Regions from separate parts of the Homo sapiens genome. Here region 2 is linked to region 1. Evidence: chromatin contacts called from ENCODE Hi-C data. All regions are on one chromosome and are shown on one strand. Each heading gives the region's core, a stretch centred on a gene start or an enhancer-like site at or near the end of the contact. The rest is flanking DNA. Distances are from core to core; before and after follow the strand shown.

What was found. Hi-C counts contacts between places; a loop is a spot of excess contacts on that map. Pooled maps may share reads with other maps.
Region 2: a loop to region 1 is called in a map with no recorded cell type, with 5 times the contacts of the local background. The contact joins two enhancer-like sites. A Hi-C loop is called at or near these places in 2 of 37 single-sample maps with no recorded cell type and 4 of 50 pooled maps.

The regions. Positions count from the first base shown.
Region 1 is chr6:145,370,332-145,375,534 of GRCh38, forward strand. No RefSeq gene overlaps it. Among named protein-coding and RNA genes, the nearest start is that of TRQ-TTG4-1, 190 kb to the left of the region's middle. RefSeq lists an enhancer at 2,308-2,407. Within about 2 kb of position 2,505, at least 2 of the 41 ENCODE cell types and tissues checked have a DNase peak (open chromatin) inside an H3K27ac peak, as active enhancers do.
Region 2 is chr6:145,863,084-145,868,286 of GRCh38, forward strand. All of the region lies in intron 2 of EPM2A-DT (EPM2A divergent transcript), which reads left to right. It also overlaps a transcript of SHPRH not described here. Among named protein-coding and RNA genes, the nearest start is that of FBXO30, 51 kb to the left of the region's middle. RefSeq lists an enhancer at 2,140-2,309. Within about 2 kb of position 2,213, at least 6 of the 41 ENCODE cell types and tissues checked have a DNase peak (open chromatin) inside an H3K27ac peak, as active enhancers do.

The DNA.
Region 1 (5,203 bases), core at 1,255-3,754:
GTGTAAGACCTGTGCACTTTTTGTGAAGCTGCTATTGAGGGCATCGCTACTAGGTTGTATAATGCCACTTAATTCTATTTTTCCTTAGAGATCAGAGCCTGGTTTTTCTCCCCATGGAAGAGCATACCACACTCAGGGCAGCTGTGCAGGCCAATGGCGGTATTGGCATTCTACCTCAACTCTGTACCCAGACCACTAAGCCTGATTCTGGTCTGGCCTCTTCCTTGTAGCAGATCTTCAGTTTAGGTTCCATTCCCTTTCTGTATTCCTTTCCTCAGATTTGGCATTTGGATTTTCTTCTGGCTTTCCAGGGCACTGAGGTAAAGCACAGGCTTCAATTTCAATTTGCTCCCTGCCCAAGTCTGGGCAGCTGAGACCCCCAACACCCTCTGCTGCCTCCCAGACTGCAATTGCAATCATGCCAAGAAGTGTGCCTAGAGGGTGCCATTTCCCAAGACACAATACATGACAATAGTGCAAATGACTAATAAGGCATGATTTTAAAAAACAAATAAAAACAAAAAGCAAAAACACTAGTTTTGACACACTAAAAAGACATTTAAAATGGCAAATATTTTGACATCTACAAAATACAAATATGAAGCAGTATTACATGAAAAATGTCTCAATTTAACATACAGTGATTATTAATATGTAGAATGGAGTTTACATACATTGACGAAATAGGAAGATAATTTAGAAAGACATAAAAAATTACAGTTAAATATTTGTCAGACTTTCTTGCTCTGCAAAAATGGCTTAATTGAAAAGAGATCAAGCTGGAAACTACTTGACCTGTTTTTGTTAAATCAGCCTTCCTAAGACCACTTTACTAATGGAAGCAATTTGTCCATCAAATCTTTCACCAAAAGACCAATTACTTTGTAGGGTATGCAATGAATTAGCATTGGCTTCATCTCTTAAATCACTTTTGCACTTCTAAATAAATGGCATTTTTGACTTCTGCTATTTGTTAATCAGAACCATAAAAATCAAATCTCAGCAGATCAGAAGTAAATTTTTATTTGGGAACTCAAAGAGAGGTACTCTATCTCAATGAAATGCAGAGTTGGCTGCCTATAAAATTAAGCATTGGACTTGGAAAATAAATTTTAAAGAAATTATAAACCACTCCGCATTTGTGATGTATATTTATACTAAATAAATGGGTAAATGCATGGATCCTAATTGTCATTTTCCATTTAACTAAAAATAAATACACTACTTGCCTTGAAAATTCAATAAAAAATTCAACCCAATTGTATTTTCTATACTTTTATATGATCGAAGCTTAAGATTCGACCATAATACTTCATCTCACTGGTGCGCATGACTATGGGCGTGACTGCTTATACCCTGCAAAAGAGGTCTTACTCCAGGCTTAGCACCCTATTCCCATTCCGGCACATGTTCACTCTGTCTTCTGAGCCTACCATACGCCTTTACCCAGGGACCTAGTTTGTGCTCTCTGACAGTGCCCTTTGAACTGAATGTAGCTTTGGGGCTGCCTCCTCGGCTCCCTACCTCTGATGTCAGCTCCAGCATCAGAAGATGAAGCCCCGCTGCTTGCTGAGTTGGGAAATTTGATATTTACTCCCCAACTGGGTGAGCAAAGGGGCTTTACACTGTTAAACATGCACGCATGCACATATACACACACACGCACACACACACGCACACACACGATAAAGGTATTAGAAAAATTACCCTAGGCATAACAAACTCTTGAAATACAACTTCCTTCCCAATATTTACCTTCCTCCCCTCGTCCTTTACACTTGACTTCTCCCTCTTTTCTCCTTTAAGGTCCTACTCTATCAATTAGCAGTTCTCTCTTCTCTCTTCAGTATTTTCTTCTTTACCACCTTTTAATTTTCTTACCACTACCTTATCACTGTCAATAGCACCACCTACACCACCCAAATTGTAATGTCAGCTTTACTTTCTCCCCTAATGGCTTACTTGCCACGACAATGTTGCTTCAATAACACTATGGAACGAAAACCACCTCTTTCCATTGACAGCCTGGAAGTCCTGAAGGGACTTTAAATTCAATTTTCTCAAAGTAATTAATTTTACCTTCAAATTACAAGTTCTAGACTATCCTTTCAGTTTATAGTTTTGCCTTAATCATCTGTGATTTAAAAACAACTTAGGAATCAGATTTGACTTCTCCATTACACTATTAGATACCAGTTGCTCATAGAGTTGAAATCTAAAATGTCATTTATACTTTTGCTTTCTTTTCCATTCCCACCTTATAGTTGTTAAAAAAAAAAAACCTTTAGACAAATTAAACATAACAGATATTAGTTGAGCAAACAACAATACATGAATCAGGCAGTGCTCTGAATCAGAAGAGGTTGAGATAACTCCCTCCCACAACATGGCCAAGCTGCATTTATAAACAGAAAATGAAAGTGAGGTACAGAAACAGCTTGACTGGTTACAACTTCGCCTTTGCTTTACTTGAATATGGTCTGATCAGCTGGCAGCCTGTGATTGACTGAAGTCTGGCTGCTGTGATTGGCTGAGACTCAGCTATTTATACAAAAGTAGACTCCCGGCTTTCAGTTTAAGCACTATTATAAGTTAGGTTGCAGTTCTTCACATAGGGACTCAAAGTACAGAGGCATCCTCAGGCCAAATTTAGTTTAGCTTAGCACACTTGTCATCACTTCGCTAGCACCACACTTGATAACCCTGGTGAGATCACAGCTGGCCATAGACAGTGACTGCCACAGGGAGCAAACACCACACTTTCCCATTCTGCTTCACTCCCACGTTTAGAGCCAGACCTTTCCTTTGTTCCTTGCTGCACAGCTGGAATAAGGCAGTGGCTTTTAGTGAGGCTTCAATGAGGGATCAGAATAATGGAAACAGTGTCTTTTCATCCACTGGACACTGGGAATAGCACCTAAGCTGCTTTCAGGTCCACCAGACATCTTTGAGATGTGAAAAACACAGTAGTGTCTGGCTCTATGGCTATTGCAAGACAATTTCATGGTATTTCCCAAAGTTTGGACTATTTTGATAAACAACAGAACAACAACCTTATGAACTGAGTGGGGAAAAAAATCCCATAACTTTGCAATACTGTGTAAAACCATATAATTCTAATTTACTTAGGCAGAGAAACTGGCATCCCATCTTCACATTTACAGAGCAATATTCTAAAAGGCAGAATGCTATGTTAACTCTTTGAAAGTTGGAAGCTGACCTACCTTTAAAGAGGTTTTAGATTTCGCTCTTTTGGCACCATTGAAAAGGCTTTAGGCATTTTCAAAGAGGGAGAAAATGCACTGACATCGTTATCATATCAATTAAAAAATACTCTGTCAAAGGAAAGCCTTTAAGCAATTCTCCTCCACTGATGCTCTTAACTGATTAAAAGGTTACCTTAAACTTTACTAATTTTGTGCCCTTAGGCCTACGAGAAGCACCTAAAAATTCAGTTCTGTCAGTATTCCTTCTGAGGCTCTTGTGCCCAGTTTATTGGGGGATAAGAAAGACTCAAGATATTGTTAGCATTGGAACAATCCAGGAACTTGGACTAATCTCTCCTGGAGTTGCCAGAAGCTTCCACACATTACTTAATAAAAACTGCCTTAAAGTGTGACCAACATGAACACCCTGAGGCAGTTTTTTCTTTTTTGACAAGTGCCAGAAGCTTCTATCATAATGGAGATTTAGCACAAACACAAGAGGTCAGGTGTCTACTGTAGGGGTTTCTCAGCAGAGCAGGCCATTTGAGCCATTTCTAAAGAGGAAAATAACAAGATCAGGAAAGGCCTAAGGGCAAATACTACTTGTCAAGCCTTATTATCACCATGGGAAGGAGTTGCATTTTTAGAACTTTCCTCTATAGTTGAAACCGTTGTCTTTCAACTGAAGATGAGACATTTCAAGCTATGATAATTATGCCAGTGAAACAGCCTTTTACCCTAGAATGACTCCCAATTTTTATCAAGTGCATTTACTACATGGTTTGATTTGGATATGGGGGATTGGGAAATTAGTATTTTAATACAGCTACATACATGGCAGCCCACTACCGACATTTTTCTTTTCTCTCTTTAAAAACTTTCATTATTTCATTAGTGTTTTATACATTCATTATAAAACACAAGAGAGTATAGAATTAAGCAAAAAGAAAATATCACTGTGAAAACACTACCTTGCTATCCTGGCCTAATATTTTAGTATATAGTATTTTTCTGTGTAATATTTTAGCACAAAACTTTCTAATTTTTGTCTATGCAAATATGTGCACATAAATTTGAATTAAATATCTTAAAAAGTACCATATTATCTATGTATCTACATATCTATATCTAAATAAGCATTTTTTTCAGTAATATAACCATCTCTTCATGTCAAAAATGTAATCTGACATTAAAATTAATGACTATACACTATTTCAAGTTATGTTGCATCATAAATCACTTAGCCAATTCTCTATTGCTTAATATTTTGTTTAGTTATCAGTTCATATAGGCTAGCTTATACTGTGTTAACAAATAACCACTTAATTGCAGTAGTTTTACACAACAAACTTTATTTCTTGTCCTGCTACATGTCCATTGTGGGTTGGCCAGAGGCTGAGAGTGCTCCATGTCGACTGCACTCCATGATACAGGCTGACACAACAGCTACCAACGGGTTTCTGCTTGTCAAGAGAGAGGCAAAGAGAGCTTTGTAGGGTGCTGCATGGGCAATGGAGGTTCTGCTCCTCACAACTGATTGACCAGGAGTTGTCACATGGCCTTAACCAGGCACAAGAAGGCAAGCAAGTACAATCCTACCATGTTTTCAAAACTGAGATTGAATTTCATTAAATTGTTGAAAAATAAATTACAGATGACTAAGGAACTACAATAAGAGTTGCAGCTTTTACAACAGGTACACTAAAAATGAGAAAACTCAAGTTCAGGAATGCTTTGAGCCTGGTCCAAAGACAATCAGCTCATCAGTGTGCAAAAGAAAATAAAATCTCAGGACCCCCAAACTTGCTATGCCAAGGGGAAAAGTTAAGCCTGGGAACTGAGTCATTCAACCCTTCCATTCTTCTTTCTCTAAACATATAGCTGTAACTTCACAACTCTGTTTCATAGCAGTATACATAAGCCAGTTTCCCACAACATCAAAGGACCTTATACCTATCCATGTGGACACCCTCACAAATTGCTCGCAAGGAAATTCC
Region 2 (5,203 bases), core at 963-3,462, 490 kb after region 1:
CCCTGTGCTAGAGCTGAGGATACAAAGGTGAATACAGGAATCTATCCAGCCTGAAAGAGGCAGCTATGCAAAAAGATCAATTATATATCTCATTGGAAGTGCTGTACCCCAAGTATGAATGAAGATCTATGGAATTACTAGTAAAGGAGACTAGATGATACTTGTGGTGAGACTTGAAAATGAGAGACGTGATTGCCAATGATTTGATTTAAGCTAATCAAGGACAAAAAATCTTTAGAATAACATGTTGAACTTAACCAAGCCTGCTTGCAAAAGGGTAGACATAAATAAGATCAGGTTTCCAAAGGAATGGATGGATAAATGCAGATATATTGCAATGTATTTCCTGAGTTTAAGTTGCATAGCTCCTTCAACAAACAACTATTTTAAGTGATCTGGATAAGATTGACAGTGGTAATTTGTCATTTTGCAATAGCCCATGTTATTAAGACAAAGAGGAAGGAGAGCATTCTGAGTAAAAAGAACAGCTTATGCAAAGGTGCACAGAAGTTGAGAGGACAGTGAGCTTAATGTGACCAGAGTTTTTAGGGGAGAGTGTCTGAGATGGACTGGGCTAGTTAATAAAGGACAAATTTTTGCCTCTTTAGGAGTTCAGGACGTGGTCAATGTCAAAGAGGGGCCAGTAAAGGTTTGTAATTAGGGAAGAGACATGATCAAAGTGTTTTCGAGAGGGTAAATTTCACAAGCAGCATCTTCTGGCGGCTGCTTCCTACTGTCCTTAGTAATTCATTAAGGAGCTGGCTGTCAGAAAGCAGGACTGAGACTCGGTAGGATATAAGTCAATGAAGAATTATGATTATTCATAGTGTATTACTAGCAAATTGTTGCTAAATAGATTTTGTTAAAATATCTTGTGATATGTGCATATCTATTATTTATCCACATAAGTAATTTGCATCATGTGAGTGTCTGGCTTGTGCTGTGGTCCCAGGAAACCTGCAAAGCAAACCATCATATATAAACTTACATTTCTTTATGTGAGTGCTTTATTATTTCATCTTGTTGACAAATTAGATCACTTCCCCTCTCCTTGTCGTATGACCATAACTTAAGACAAATCTCTTAGGTCTATCATCTATATTCTCACTTCCTCATTTCTTTATTCTTCATGTTTCACAATTCCTTAATTTAGACCCTAATTTGGGTTTCTTAATGTTTATTCCTTACAGACATGTATTACTGAATAAGCCCCATAATTTTTACTTGTGCAAAACATCTCTAAATTGAAAAAGATGATAAAAAACAAATCAAAAAATTTTTAAAGTAAATAAAAAACAACTCACAAATCACCAAATCTCTCAACTGTAGAATGGCAGTTGTCAGGGACCAGGGGTGGGAGAATGGGGTGATGTCATGAAAACAAAATAACGCCTGTTCCTCAAAAAACCTGTGGAAATAAAAAATTAAAAATTAAAAAATAAAAAATAAAAACAGCAACAACAAAACAATAAAGCCTCTTGGAAAGAGGCTGTATTTAGCAATCTGGTACAAAGAAAGAAATTTTTTTTTTTTTTTTTTTGGGTAAGCCACTTAGCTTATGAACAAAATAATAGCCCATGAATTAAATTTTAAAATGTTTGGAGAATAAAGCTAAGGTTAAAAAAAAAGAGAAACTGCATTCTTTCCAAGTAAAAAGCCCAAAGGGATCAAAGTTTGATGATGCCCTAGATTCTGTGACAGTCTACACTGAAATAATTATTTGTTCCTTTTGAATTGCCACGTTTTAGGTCATTAGTAGTGAGCAAATGTATTAATGCCACTATCATTTTTTGCTAATGTTCTTCTTTCTTCAGCCTAGTAATTTGAAACTATCAAATAAAATTTATAAACACACACACTCACACACACACACACACACACACACACACACACACTTTGAGACCGTGGTGCCTTTCTATTTATTTCTAGTATGGAACATTCAGAAACATAAATTGTAACATTTTTGTAAACTGCTATAATTTCATTATTTGGATTGAACATCTTCTTGCCCATAATTGTGACCATCTCAGGTACCTGGCTTAAGCCTGTTAGTTAGTTCACATATTGGCATTGCTATAGATGGAATTATTTCCCCATGCAAATTCAACTATTGAAGTCCTAACCCCTAATGTTATGACGTTTAGAGATGGGGCCTTTGGGAGATATTAGATTTAGATGAGATTATGAAGGTGGAGCCCTCATGGTGAGATTAGTGCCATTATAAAGAGATACCAGAGAGCTTTCACTTTCTCTTTCCCATGTGAGGACATAGAAGTAGATGAAAAGATGGTTGCTAAAAAGAGTTCTCACCAGAACCCAACCATGTGACATCCTGATCTTGGACTGCCAGCCTCCAGAACTGTGTGAAAATGGATGAATAAATGAATGAACGAATAAAATCTATTGTTTCCACTGAGTCTATGGTATTTTGTTATGGCAGCCTGAGCTGACTAAGACAGGTGGCCTTTGACCCTGTTTAGGAGATTCCTGTCAGGATTTAGAAGCAGACGTTTAATTTCCATCACAGTTCAAGCTACTAGTCCAGCTGCAATAAGAAGCAACATGCATTTGAGTAAGTTCTGAAGCGGGCTTCATTTCAGGAGCTGTGCCTCAGTATGGGCAGAGGCCCGGGCAATCTCTCCAAGAGTTGGGTTCAGCTGCATCTTGGCTTACTGGCTGCCTCAGTGAGAATTTCTAAACAAAGCAGAATAGCAGGAAACCTCTGACCAGTTTACCTTTTATGCTTTCATTTCCTATTTTTTTTCTTTTTTGGTAACTTTCTTTGACTTAAGGTGACAAAAGAGCACCTTTTGCAGAAGCTAGGACAATGTGGTAGAGTGAAACAAACCTGAATTTGGTGTCAGAAAGTCTGAGATTCACATCCAGGCCCTATTTGGAAATCTATGCATTTATGCATCCTTCCTCTGGTGATCTGATTCCATGGAGCTATTTTACAACTCTTTGTTAAACTTACCTGGTAGTCACACAAATTCTGTCCTGTGCACCACAAGCTCTATTGACTTCCCTCTTCCTCACCTTTATCCCCAAGGGGGAAAAACAGTTGCTTTCATTTGCCATTAATTTCAATATTCTTTTATGCCATATAAATTTGTGCTTCTTGACTTCTTTTTTGAAATGGTTGTAACATCTGTCTGCTTCCCTCATTGAATGTGTTAAACAAAATCTTTAACGTCTATTCATTTTTATATCTGTATGAAAGTCACACTTTAACCTTTTTCTGAAAATTATTTTTTAACACCCAGCTTCCTCATTTGGAAAATGGGGATAATAATAACTCTCTTATCCTCCTTTCTACATTTCTGGGATTAAACGAGTTATAATTAACTGGATTGAAATGATCATTAAGGGTTGAAAATGTGTCTTATCTACTTTTGTTTTCCTAACACCTTGGAAAGAGAATCTGCACATCAAAGTGCTCTTTATGATAAAATACAAGACAAACAGGACGTGGTTTTATCATTATCAGACATTATTAGCAGCATGAGTGGCAGCAACCTCTGACCTCCTTTTGCAAGTGGCCAGAGGGTTCATGTCAGGTGGCATTCAAAGAGCCAAAGGTGTAGAAGTCTCACGCTGGGCCAACAGGGACGTAGATACTTGACAGTGGTTTCCAATTCCAGGGAGGAGGCCACTTATGGAAGAGAAGGCTTAAAGGAGACTGGAAGATTTGCTTCTTGAGTTCTGGGTCCTTTGCCACCAGAGATTCAGGGAACAAAAGTGTTTTCTCCACACAAACATTAGCTTGTCTAGTACACAATCACTTGTCACTTCTGGCCTTTGCCTGTGCTGATTGATGGGGGAAGGTAGACAGAGAGGGGACAGGGGCAACATTTCTGGTATGCAAAAATCTTACAGTGAATATAAAGATTTGTCAACACACTTCAAGGTTGCCAACAGATTGGCCAGATCTGTATTCTATTATTTATATTAAAAACACTTCAGTTCCAGCATATAAAATCTAAAACTTTTAAATGGGAAGTTAAAGCTCAAATTTGAGGTCACTATAGGGGAAATATTCTCTGCTATTTTTTAACTGTTTCAGTATTTTTAGTTTCACTTTTCTACTCTTCGTCACTCTCTGATCTCAGAAAGAACAGGTGCACTAAACATCTTGTTCATGAACATTACCAACTCAAGGTTCACAGGAAGGCAACTTGCATTCATTAGATGAGTATCCAAATTCATCCCTCTATCACACTGTAGTAGACTGATTAATGACCCCCAAAATACCAGGTCTTAATCCCTCCCTGTACATGTTATCTTATATGGAAAAATGACTCTTATAAAAGGAATTAAGCAAAGAATTTGAGATGGGGGAGATTATCCTGGATTAACCTGGTGGACCCTCCATGCAGTCACAGGTGTCACTACAAGAGAGAGGCAAAATGAAACAGGAGGATCACTTGAGTCCGGGAGGCTGAAGCTGCAGTGGGCTGTGATTGCACTGCTGAACGTGAACCTGGGCAACAGAGTCACACGCTGTCTTCAAAAAAGAATATATATATATATATATATATATATATATATAGAGAGAGAGAGAGAGAGAGAGAGAGAGAGAGAGAGAGAGAGGTGAAGGAAGATTTGACACAGACAGAAGAGAAAAGGCACTATAACCACAGAGGTAGTTTGGAGTATGTCACCATTAGCACCAGAAGCTGCCCTGGCAACACTTTGATTTTATCCCAGAAAAACTGATTTCAGTTTCTGCTCTCCAGAACTGAGAGAATTAATTCCTGCGGTTCTAAGCCACTCAGTTCATGGAAATTTGTTACAACACTCACAGGAATTAAATACAGATACCTCCACAAAAACTCTCTTCTAGACTAAAAACAAAACAAAACAACTTTGCCAAGTGCATTAGTTTGCTAGGGCTGCCATAACAAAGTACCACAAACTGGGTGGCTTAAACAACAGAAATTGTTTTTCTCACAATTCTAGAGGCTAGAAGTTTGAGGTCAAGTTGATTTATTTTGGGTTGATTTCTTCTGAGGCCTCTTTCCTTAGCTTATAGATGGTGCCTTCTTCCTGTGTTCTGACATAGTTTTCCCTCTGTACCTGTCTGTGTCCAAAGCTCCTCTTCTTGTAAGAGTGGCAGTCCAATTGGATTAGGGTCCACCAATATGACCTCATTATACCTAAATTACCTCTTTAAAGGCATTGTCTCAAAACACAGTCATATTCT